2 separate regions of the Homo sapiens genome follow, and region 2 is linked to region 1. The links are chromatin loops, found by intact Hi-C in ENCODE. Cell type or tissue: dorsolateral prefrontal cortex. All regions are shown on one strand.

The links. Hi-C counts contacts between places; a loop is a spot of excess contacts. Peaks named below come from ENCODE experiments on the same cell type or tissue, not always from the same donor. Only the 100,000 strongest peaks of a DNase experiment are listed, where the experiment ranks them.
Region 2: a loop joins it to region 1, with 5 times the contacts of the local background. A loop is called at or near these places in 7 of 110 quality-filtered maps.

The regions. Positions count from the first base shown.
Region 1 is chr5:95,778,584-95,783,583 of GRCh38, forward strand. It overlaps RHOBTB3 (Rho related BTB domain containing 3), which reads left to right. Exons shown (of 12, transcript NM_014899.4): 9 at 1,669-1,842. Among named protein-coding and RNA genes, the nearest start is that of GLRX, 42 kb to the right of the region's middle. RefSeq lists an enhancer at 2,662-2,711. In dorsolateral prefrontal cortex, CTCF peaks have their summits at 2,646 (motif pointing right) and 2,850; a DNase peak (open chromatin) is centred at 2,628; H3K4me3 peaks cover 275 bases; H3K27ac peaks cover 3,171 bases.
Region 2 is chr5:96,593,006-96,598,005 of GRCh38, forward strand. All of the region lies in intron 4 of LOC101929710 (a long non-coding RNA gene), which reads left to right. It also overlaps a transcript of CAST not described here. Among named protein-coding and RNA genes, the nearest start is that of CAST, 67 kb to the right of the region's middle. In dorsolateral prefrontal cortex, a CTCF peak has its summit at 2,705 (motif pointing left); no DNase peak of the experiment used is centred here.

The DNA of each region.
Region 1 (5,000 bases):
AACTATCTACTTGGTATTTTTTGGTAGATCTTAAATCCCTGTGCTTAACCCAAGTGATAGATCATCCAGTTTATTTAAGTCATGCTTCTAATTTTTAAAAATATAGTGCCCTATTTATCTTTAACATTTTAAAACCTTACAATTACAAGTCAAATGGCATGACCTGTTTGTATTCTTTATTAACTGCTGTATACAAATACAGCCAGCTTGCTTTAATTATGGAAACTGGTCCTTCCCGGTGGAGGGACACTGTCCCAGTGAGGCGAGGAGGGGAGTGTGCCTGCCAGGAGGTGAGTGTTGACTGGGTGGGAGGGCTTCCCAAGTTACTTCCCTGCTCCTCAGGTAGGTGTGGCTGTGCAAATGGCAGTGCCGAGCAGTAGGCTCAGAGCTGGCAGTGCCAGGTGTTGCCTATAGATCCTGAGTGATTATTGGCTTTGGAAAAAGCCACTGGGCTTAGATGTAACTCTTTTCTTCTTTCCTGAGACAGGAGATGTTGTGCTTGGATTTAAAAGGGATGAAGAACCCAATAATTGTAAATGCTTTAGAGAAGACTATATATCCCTGATGAGTATGAGATTTTAGAGATGTGTGGGTAAACTCTTGGGCAGGGCTGAGTGGCTTGGTTTGGTTGGAGAGTTACTTCCTGGAATGCGACAGCTTTGTCACTCACACTGGCTGTGGTGTCTTCTACGAAAGTAAAAACTGCTCCAAAGCAGAGGTAGCTTTGTCTTCCTCCTCTTTGTGTCTTCAATTCCAAATGCAATGATTGGCACATGCTGATTCTCGGTAATAATCTGTTGAAGTGATCCAGGCTGAACTGAAGGCTGGCAGTGTGTATTCGTGGTTTTCTAAGGTGGTGGAAGTAGAGAGCCCTGGCCACTCACGGCCCTATCCAGCGCTGCCTTTGTGTGGTGCAGCAGTAGCTAGAGAGCCTAGCAAGCTTTTCCTAGAGAGTTAATTCAGTTCGGTGAGTTCAGTGAGCAGTATGGGCTGAGAGAGCCCTCAAAATTCAACGTAGCACTGGCTCTCCCAGCAGCAGGCATTGTTCAGGTGAGACAGAATGGTTGCCTGAGGAAGTAGTGTGCTGGGGAGACTGCAGGGATTAAGGTCATCCTCTTCCAGATTTTCATTAAGTCTGAAATGCTCTCCTTGGCTCCACAAGAGATCCTCTTGCTATTCCTACTGTGGTGTACGGACAGCTTATGGTTTACTTCTTACAGTTTCCTGTTTCAGATAAGGGGAAGCATGGCCAAGATGGTTCTGTGAGTCAGGCCCAGAAGGGTAATGGGGTTGTTTTCTTGGGAGGCACATGGGCACGGGTAGTATTATTAATATTTCAAGCCAATTGGAAAGGATTGATGTTTCATTATAAAAATATGAAGCAAAATACTTCATTTCAGTGTTTCTATTTCTGGAAATACAAACTAAGTAACAAATTGTTGTCTTGACTTGCAAATTGTTGGTTTCAAGGTCAACATCTGAACTTTCTTTATTGCTCCCTTTAAAATTAAGAAGTTTCTGGATTAATGGTAGTTATCACTCCCAAATTCAGATTCTGCATATCAGCCTAGCTGTCCCTAATGTGGTAGTCTAATTAGAAGGAAAATTGCTGGAATAACCCTGCAGGTTTATCTCACTTGTTTCTTGTTTCCCTTTTGAACCTTTCAGGTACGACAGTGCCAGCCCACAGGGCCATCCTGGTGGCCCGTTGTGAAGTGATGGCAGCCATGTTTAATGGTAATTACATGGAAGCAAAGAGTGTCCTGATTCCCGTTTATGGTGTTTCCAAAGAGACTTTCTTGTCATTTTTAGAATACCTGTACACAGACTCCTGCTGCCCAGGTTAGCAATACAAATGTTGATAGTATCTCAGAATTCTTTCTTTCCTTGCCACCCATTTTGTTAAATTGCACTCTGTGGAATCTATTTTCATTTAAGATTTATTAGTTGACATCACGGAATGTACTAAGCAATTAGAGGTGGTGCTGGAACAACAATGAATTTTCATTCAGTTCAAGTGGAAGTGCAGTGATTGGGTGCCTTTTATGGGTCTCCGACGCCGGCACAAGTTCACATGTCCCAGCCAGCACCTACAGCATGGGGATCACTGTAGGCAACTAGAAATGGAGGTGTCTTGTGGTACCCATGGCTACCGTAATTCTAGAGATCGGGGCAGATTGTTACTTGGAGCGCTGTCTCTTCCACAAGAAGAGGAGGGTTGCGCAACTGCTTTGATGTCTGTGACTTCTGATTGGGGCACTTTTAAGGACTTTCAATATTCTGAGACTTTTTTGGTCTTCCTTCTGCCCAGAGGATGTGGGATTTGTAAAGGCCTCCTTCTGACTTCTGCTAAAGTCAGAAACTCCTCAAACTGACTTCTCTGAAAACTTTTCTTGAGATGTTTAGAATACCCAGTGGACTGTAGGATTCATTTCCAAATTCACTGACCAAGGACTATCTTTGACCAGGAACCAAACATCTGTGACAGCTCTAGGTTGGAACAGATCCAGCAGGGTTCTTCTAGCTGGAGGCACTTGAAGAAATAGCAAAATTTTTTCTACAGGCCTGGAGCCTTGCTTGGGATGCTGGCAGGGAAGCCCTCTGTGAGTAGTCTTCAGCCTTTGGCCACCAGATGGCTCCCACCACAAGCACAACTAGATTCGGCCCCGTGGAGCTCAGTTCAGGAGCCTGAGACCTTGATTAGAGAACCTGGTCAGGCACCCTAATAAACATAAAAAGCAAACACACATTTCAAGCCAGACCTCTCTTCAGATTCACTGCTTTAATTTTTAGAATGGAAAGGTTTCTTACACTGGGTATTGAAATAAGTTTTAAACAAGTCATGAGCCCTCTAGTGAAAGATTTTAGAAGTTCAAAAAGAAGCAAATGTATTTGTGTTGATTAAATTAATTCTGGGCTTGCAGCTTTCTGTAGAGTATTTTGGAGCCAGTTGCAGTTGTTTCTGTCAGTGTTAAAGACTGACTTACGGCCAGGTGCCGTAGCTCATGCCTGTAATCTGAGCACTTTGGAAGGCTGAGGTGAGCAGATCACCTGAAGTCAGTTCAAAAACAGCCTGACCAACATGGTGAAACCCCGTCTCTACTAAAAATACAAAAATTAGCTGGGCATGGTGACGTGTGCCTGTAATCCCAGCTACACGGGAGGCAGAGGCAGGAGAATCGCTTGAACCTGTGAGGCAGAGGTTGCAGTGAGCCAAGATGGCGCCACCACACTCAAGCTTGGGTGACCGAGTGAGACTCCGTCTCAAAAAAAGACTTAGTATTTTTGCCTAATAAAAATGAAAGCATTTGTTCTTTTTGGAAATAAAGCTTATTGTTTATTATTTCATTGTTGGCAAATCTGTATATTAAATTTACAAATTGACCAGATTTGGAGTAATAGGAAAATTTGATTTTCAGTCATCCTCTCACTCAAGTAATTGAAGCTGCTAATATTAAGTTTTACCTTGCTAATTAGAAAATATTACAGAGGAAAGCAGTAATAATGATAGGATTTTTAAAAATTGGCAAAAGTGTGTTAGGGAAAAATGAGTCAAAATGAATAATCAAAAAGTTAAGCCAGATACTGGAATCTGTGCATTGGGAAGATCACAGAAGACAGGTAATGTTATTATGTTAAATATTCACCATACACAGTGTTCTTGGTTCCATAGCTACAAAAGAATGTAAGAATGTAAGGAGGGATAAGAACGAGAATTACATGAAAAACCAGATTTCTAGGGAAGTATTGAAAAAACCCCCAGCCAAATTGGGTGGTTGCCAGGGGCTGGGGAAAGGGGGAAACAGGGAGTTAGTGTTTATTGGGTACAGAGTTTCAGTTTGGGAAGAAGAAACATGTTCTGGAGATGGTGGTGGTGATGACTGCACAGCAGTGTGAATGTACTTCATGCCAATGAATCATATACTTAAAAGTGGTTAAAATGGGCCGGATGTGGCGGCTCATGCCTGTAATCCCAGCACTTTGGAAGGCCGAGGCAGGTGGATCACAAGGTCAGGAGATCGAGACCATCCTGGCTAACACGGTGAAACCCCGTCTTTACAAAAAATACAAAAAAAATTAGCCGGGCGTGGTGGTGGGCGCCTGTGCTCCCAGCTCCTCAGGAGGCTGAGGCAGGAGAATGGCGTGAACCCAGGAGGAGGAGCTTGCAGTGAGCCAAGATCGCACCACTGCATTCCAGCCTGGACGACAGAGTGAGACTCCATCTCAAAAAAAAAAAAAAAAAAAAAAAAAGGTTAAAATGGTAAATTTCATGTTATGTTTATTTTATCATAATAAAAACAAAACAACAAACCAACCAACCAACCTGAAGACTAATGTCAAGAAAAAAAAATGGCAAGGATCTAGTTTAGCTAACGGAAAGATTTACCAGATAGTCCTGGAATTAATTTTTAAGGGCAATTATAGAATCACCTTTTCTGAAGAATTAAAAAAAAATAGATTCACTTCTGAGTATGAAGGCTTGGATTCTTTTTATTTTTACTTTTTTATTTTATTTATTTATTTTTATTTTATTTTATTTTTATTTTTATTTTTTTGAGATGGAGTATTGCTCTATTGCCCAGGCTGCAGTGCAGTGGCATGATCTCCGCTCACTGCAACCTTCGCCTCCCAGGTTTTAGTGATTTTCCTGCCTCAGCCTCCCCAGTAGCTGGGACTACAGGCGCCCGCCACCACACCTGGCTAATTTTTTTTTATTTTTAGTAGAGATGAGGTTTCACCATGTCCGCCAGGATGGACTTGATTTCTTGACCTCGTGATCCGCCCACCTCGGCCTCCCCAAGTGCTGGGATTACAGGTGTGAGCCACTGCGCCGGCCCTTCTTTTTAAAATGGAATAATAGGCCGGGTGTGATGGCTCACATCTGTTATCCCAGCACTTTGGGAGGCCAAAGTAGGAGGATCATTTGAGCTCAGGAGTTCAAGACCAGCCTGGGCAACATAGTGAGACCTGTCTCTACAAAAAAAAAAAAAAAAAAAAAA
Region 2 (5,000 bases), 810 kb after region 1:
CCGCCCGCCTCGGCCTCCCAAAGTCCTGGGATTACAGGCGTGAGCCACTGTGCCCAGCCTGGCACTTACATTTCTTTAGGATTTCTTAAATCTCAGCTTCCTTTGTGGCCCCATACCCATCTGCATCCAATTCCATCAAACTGCTGTCGTCCCCCAAACACACAATGCTTTAGTGTGCCTTGTGCCGTTGCACCTGCTGTCACCCTACGAACATGCTCTTCTCCTTTGTTCACTTGCAAAATCTTTCTTATCCTTGAAGCTTCAGCTCCAGCGTCACCTCCTGTAGAAAGTCCTTCTCTCTTCTCTCCATCTTGTGACGTGTTCTCTAACCCTGAGCATGTCTTGATCATGGAATTTTTTAGAGGGTATTGCCATCAGGACCCGTTTCATGGGTGTGTGACCTATGCAGTATCATTGAGCCTTGTACTCTGAAGGGCCCCACACTTTATTTAATGCTCTGTTGCCATCAGCTTGAAATTCTCAATAATTTTAGCTTTGATTTGTGTTTTGTAGCTGAAGTCCAATGGAACAATGAGGTATGCACATGAACAGAAGAGATACATGCAATATGTGTGCAATGGACTGAATGAGCAGAAGAGATACATGTAATGTGCATGTAAAATGTATATATGAAATCCTAGCCCTCAGTGTGATGATATTAGGAGATGTGAGGAAATTAGTCATGAGAGTGAATGCTTCATGAATAGGATTAGTGCCTTATTAAAGGGATCCCAGAGAGAGCTCTCTTGCCCTCTTTCCACCATGTGGGAATCCAGGAAGATAGCCATTTGCCACCCAGGAGCAGGCCCGCATCAGAGCCTGACCACACTGGCACGCTGATCTTGGACTTACAGCCTCCAGAAGTGTGAGAAATAGATTTCTGTTGTTTTTAAGCCACACTGTCTATGGCATTTTATTATAGCAGCTGAACTAAGCCAATGCATGTCAGCCATTCCTTACTGCCCCATTCGCATAAATAATTTGCAATGCCAAAGATCACAGAATTCCAGTGCACCCACAATGCAGGAGAGTTCAGCAAGACTCAAAATTATAGTACAAGGTAAGCATGTTACATGTACTACTGAGGAAGCAGTGGCACTTGCAATTCCAAGAGGCCATGCCTCACCTTCCAAATAGAACTTTCTCTGAATGCATAAAGAAAGCAATGATGTTGTAAGAAACATGAATGAGCAAGAAACTCTCGTTTTTTCCACCTCTTATTACTTCCCTATATTAGCCAACCGTTCCTGCAGAAAATCATATAGAAGAAAGGGAAAGATAGGGCAACCCATAGCTCCTTTGCTTGCAGTTCATTACTCATTAGCAAACTAAAAGTAGAGTGTTGGTAGAATGCATGAATGTCAAGATGTAAACAGAAAAACAGTCGAGTTAGCCTTGTGGAGCATTTCTACTGTTCTGCCAAAAACAAAATACTAAGATTATGTAATTTCGATGATTCTGCGTGAGTTTAATGTTGTCATATTTGAATTTAAAACCAGCGTTGTAGAATATAAAGATGGATGACAAAATTCATTCTAGTAATTTAAATTTTAATTTTTTATTTACTTAGAATATTAAACACCACATTAAAAAATACCATGCCAAGTCAAGATAACCTACAGAAAACAAAGAATTTTCAAATTTTAGTACTGCTTATGTCACCTTTTATCTGCTTTTTCAACAAGAGGTTTCAAATTTTTATTTTGCAGTAAATCCTACAAATGATATCACCGGCTATGATATTATAGTAAACTCTGTTTTTGTTTTCTATGCACCACATTAACTTAGGAGTTGCTTAAAGGTGAGGATTGTGGCAAGATTTTTTTTTCTCTTATTATTCCTGGTGTTTACATATAGCAAGCTCTCAAAAAATGGATTTCAAATGGCAATTGCAGTTAAGTTTAATGTTTCGAGAAAGGCAAGACCAAGGAAGCAGCTCTTTTTCCAGATGCATCTCAAGTATATTTTGTCCTGAGTGTGTCAAATATGGAATCTACAGAGTAAAACCAATTCCCCGGTCAATTGGCCCTGGATTTGAACACTGGCTAGGTCTATGTTAGGCACTGTGGGAGATTCACATTATATCTTGGAATCATTCATGAAGCCCATCTGCTTACTCACAGAAACGTGGGATAGCAAGTGCAGAGGATCAGAGCTGGCAATGGACATGCACATGCAGGCATAAAATGGGCTGGGAGATTTGCCTCAGATACTAAACCGGATGTTTATCTAGGTAGATAAAAACATGATTCCCCCATTGGCAACTCCAGTGGCTCAAGGTGAGGAAAAAGAGTTCCAACATATGGACTAGGACCAGCCACAAGTGTAGTCAGTGGCCTGGGTCCCCAGATTATTATCAAACAGGAATTACGTGGAGAGTTTATGTGAAACAACCTGGGAATTCGTCACTAGGGAAGCTGTGAATCAGCAGCAGAACTCCAGGCCTCAGGGAAGGGCCACCGAAGGGGAAGACAGGACCCCAGTCATGGAGGGAAGTGGGGTCAGGGAATCTTCCCAGAACAAGACCTCGAAAGGACCAGAGCAGAAGCCTGACTCATAACCAATGCCAAGGGTGGGATGGGGAGCAAAGAAGCAGAGACAGTGATGGGCTCAGGCAAGGCACTCAGTTGGATGACACAGAACCTGAAATGGATAGGGAGAATAAAGGAGAAGGCCACCTAGAGGCCAAAGAAAGTATTTCAGGGGAACGAGGAAGAAGAACATAGAGAAAATATGCAGAACTTAGATAAAAAACATATAGCTTGGTTAGAGAAAAAAGACAAATATATATGAAACAAAATAGAGTTAAAATTCAACATAACATATTAGACCCAAATAATGGAGTTCTTATTTAAGTACTATGAGAAGTCAAAGTGAGTTGGAGAAGGGAGAGAAGGCTTCCTGGAGGAGGTGGCGTGGCATAAGACCTGGATGTTCAAGGAAAAAATATTCAATCCACTCAGGAGGGATATACTGAGCCTGCAGAGAGCTGCAAATGGGGTGGTCTCTATAAGGGGTTTGTGCTTAGGAGTGTGAGGTGTAGGAATAGTATGGTAGGCTGAATCATGCCTCTTCCAAAGATGTCCATGTCCTAATCTCATCCCCCAGAACCTGTGAATATTGCCTAATATGGCAAAAGGAACTTTGCAGATGAGATCAAGGGATTGAGATGGGTAGATTGTCCTGGATTAGCCAGGTAGGCCCAATACAGTCACAGTTGTCCTTACAAGAGGGACACAAGAGGAGTCAGAGCCAGAGGAGAAGACTGACTCCTGAAGATGAAACCAGAGGCTGGAGCAATGTGTTTTGGAGAAGGAGGAAGTAACTACAAGCCAAGGAATACAGTCAGCCACTAAAAGCTGAAAAAAGCAAGGAGACAGATTCTCCCCTCAGAACCTCCAGAAGGAACGACCCCACCAACCTCTTGATATTTGCTCAATCAAACTGATTTTTTGCTTTTGCCTCCAAAATGGTAAGAGAATAAATTTGTGTTGTTTGAGCCACTAAGTGTGTTGTAAATTGTTTCAGCAAAAATAGGAAACTAAAACCAGCAATAGGAAACATGGACTAAGCTATAGAGCTCTTTGTGGTCACTACAGCCATGCTCATGAAAAACAAATGTAGCCAAGCATATGAGGGAACTTGCTGTGAGATGCTTTCTTCTGTGTTCATGATGGAACACAGCAGCCCACCTCGAGATAAGCCCTGGAGAGTGGAGGCTCCACTGAATTCAACCTACAGCACCATGTTGAGAATCCTCAGCTGCCAACAGGTTTTTTCTCACAGTCTGGAGGCTGGAAGTCTGAGACGAAGGTGCCAGCAGGGTTAGTTTCTAATGAGGGCTCTCTGACTTGTGTTTGGTGATTTTCTCACTGTGTGCTCACATGGCCTTTTCTCTGAGCATGTGAGGAGAGAGAGATCTCTGTTGTCTCTTCCTCTTTTTATATGGACACCGGTTCTATCAGATTAGGGTCCAACCTCTATGACCTCATTTAACCTTATTACCTCGTTAAAGGCTCTATCTCCTAATACAGTCATATTGGGCATTAGGGCTTTAACATGTGAATTTTGTGGGGGACACAGTTTAGTCCATAACAGGTGACAGTGATCAAGATGGCATCATCCTGTACTTTTAGGATCCACGACCTCATATATTTCATTGTTATGAAGAGCATATCAGAAAGCAAAATGAAAAATACTTGCAAAACATCTTTTAATTTTCATGCATTCTCAAGACTTTCCTAATGTCAGAATATGTCAAGGAATTTATCCATCTGCCCTAAAAAAGAAAAGGATACCAGGTGGGATACTGTGGCCTTTTCCCCCACTCACCTACGTGAAATACTAATTATAGAAAGTACAATGGAGAAAATATTTTGTGTAAAACCTTGCAGCTGGGACCCTGCTGTCTGGACGTAATTATACAAACTGGAATTGATTTCAGGCAGGACAAGAAGGCTACCATCCCAGCTACATGAAGTGCCTAGGGAGCTCCTCTAATTACCACTAACTAGAGATTTAGTCTTATATCTCTTTCAAATAACGTCAGCAGCAGCAGAGGCAACCTGCACCTTCCAACATCACACTCCTCCGTTAGTTTGCTCTGACTCACCCTCCTCTCATCCTACCCGTGATGAACTTTCCATTGAGTGATTTATTTTTCCATATACTGAGTAGCACTTAAGCAACTGCCTTCTTTTCACCTTCTTTCTTTCCTACCAAATAATTATCGTGTCTCCTCTATGCAAGGACATTCATATATGCTATTTATTCAGGCCTCATTATAACCCTGCTAAGTAAATATCATCCCTCTAGATGTGTAAAGTGGGGGTCAGGGTGGTTTTGTGGCTTGACAACAGCATTGAGTCACCCCAGTGAGGATCTGGAGGGGTGGAAGAAGAAAAGAAAGGGGGAGAGAAAAATGGAAAAAGAAGGGGGGAGGGGGAGAGGCCAGCAGTACTAGGGGGCTGGCAGTAGTGAAGTCTGCAAGGCTCTATCTC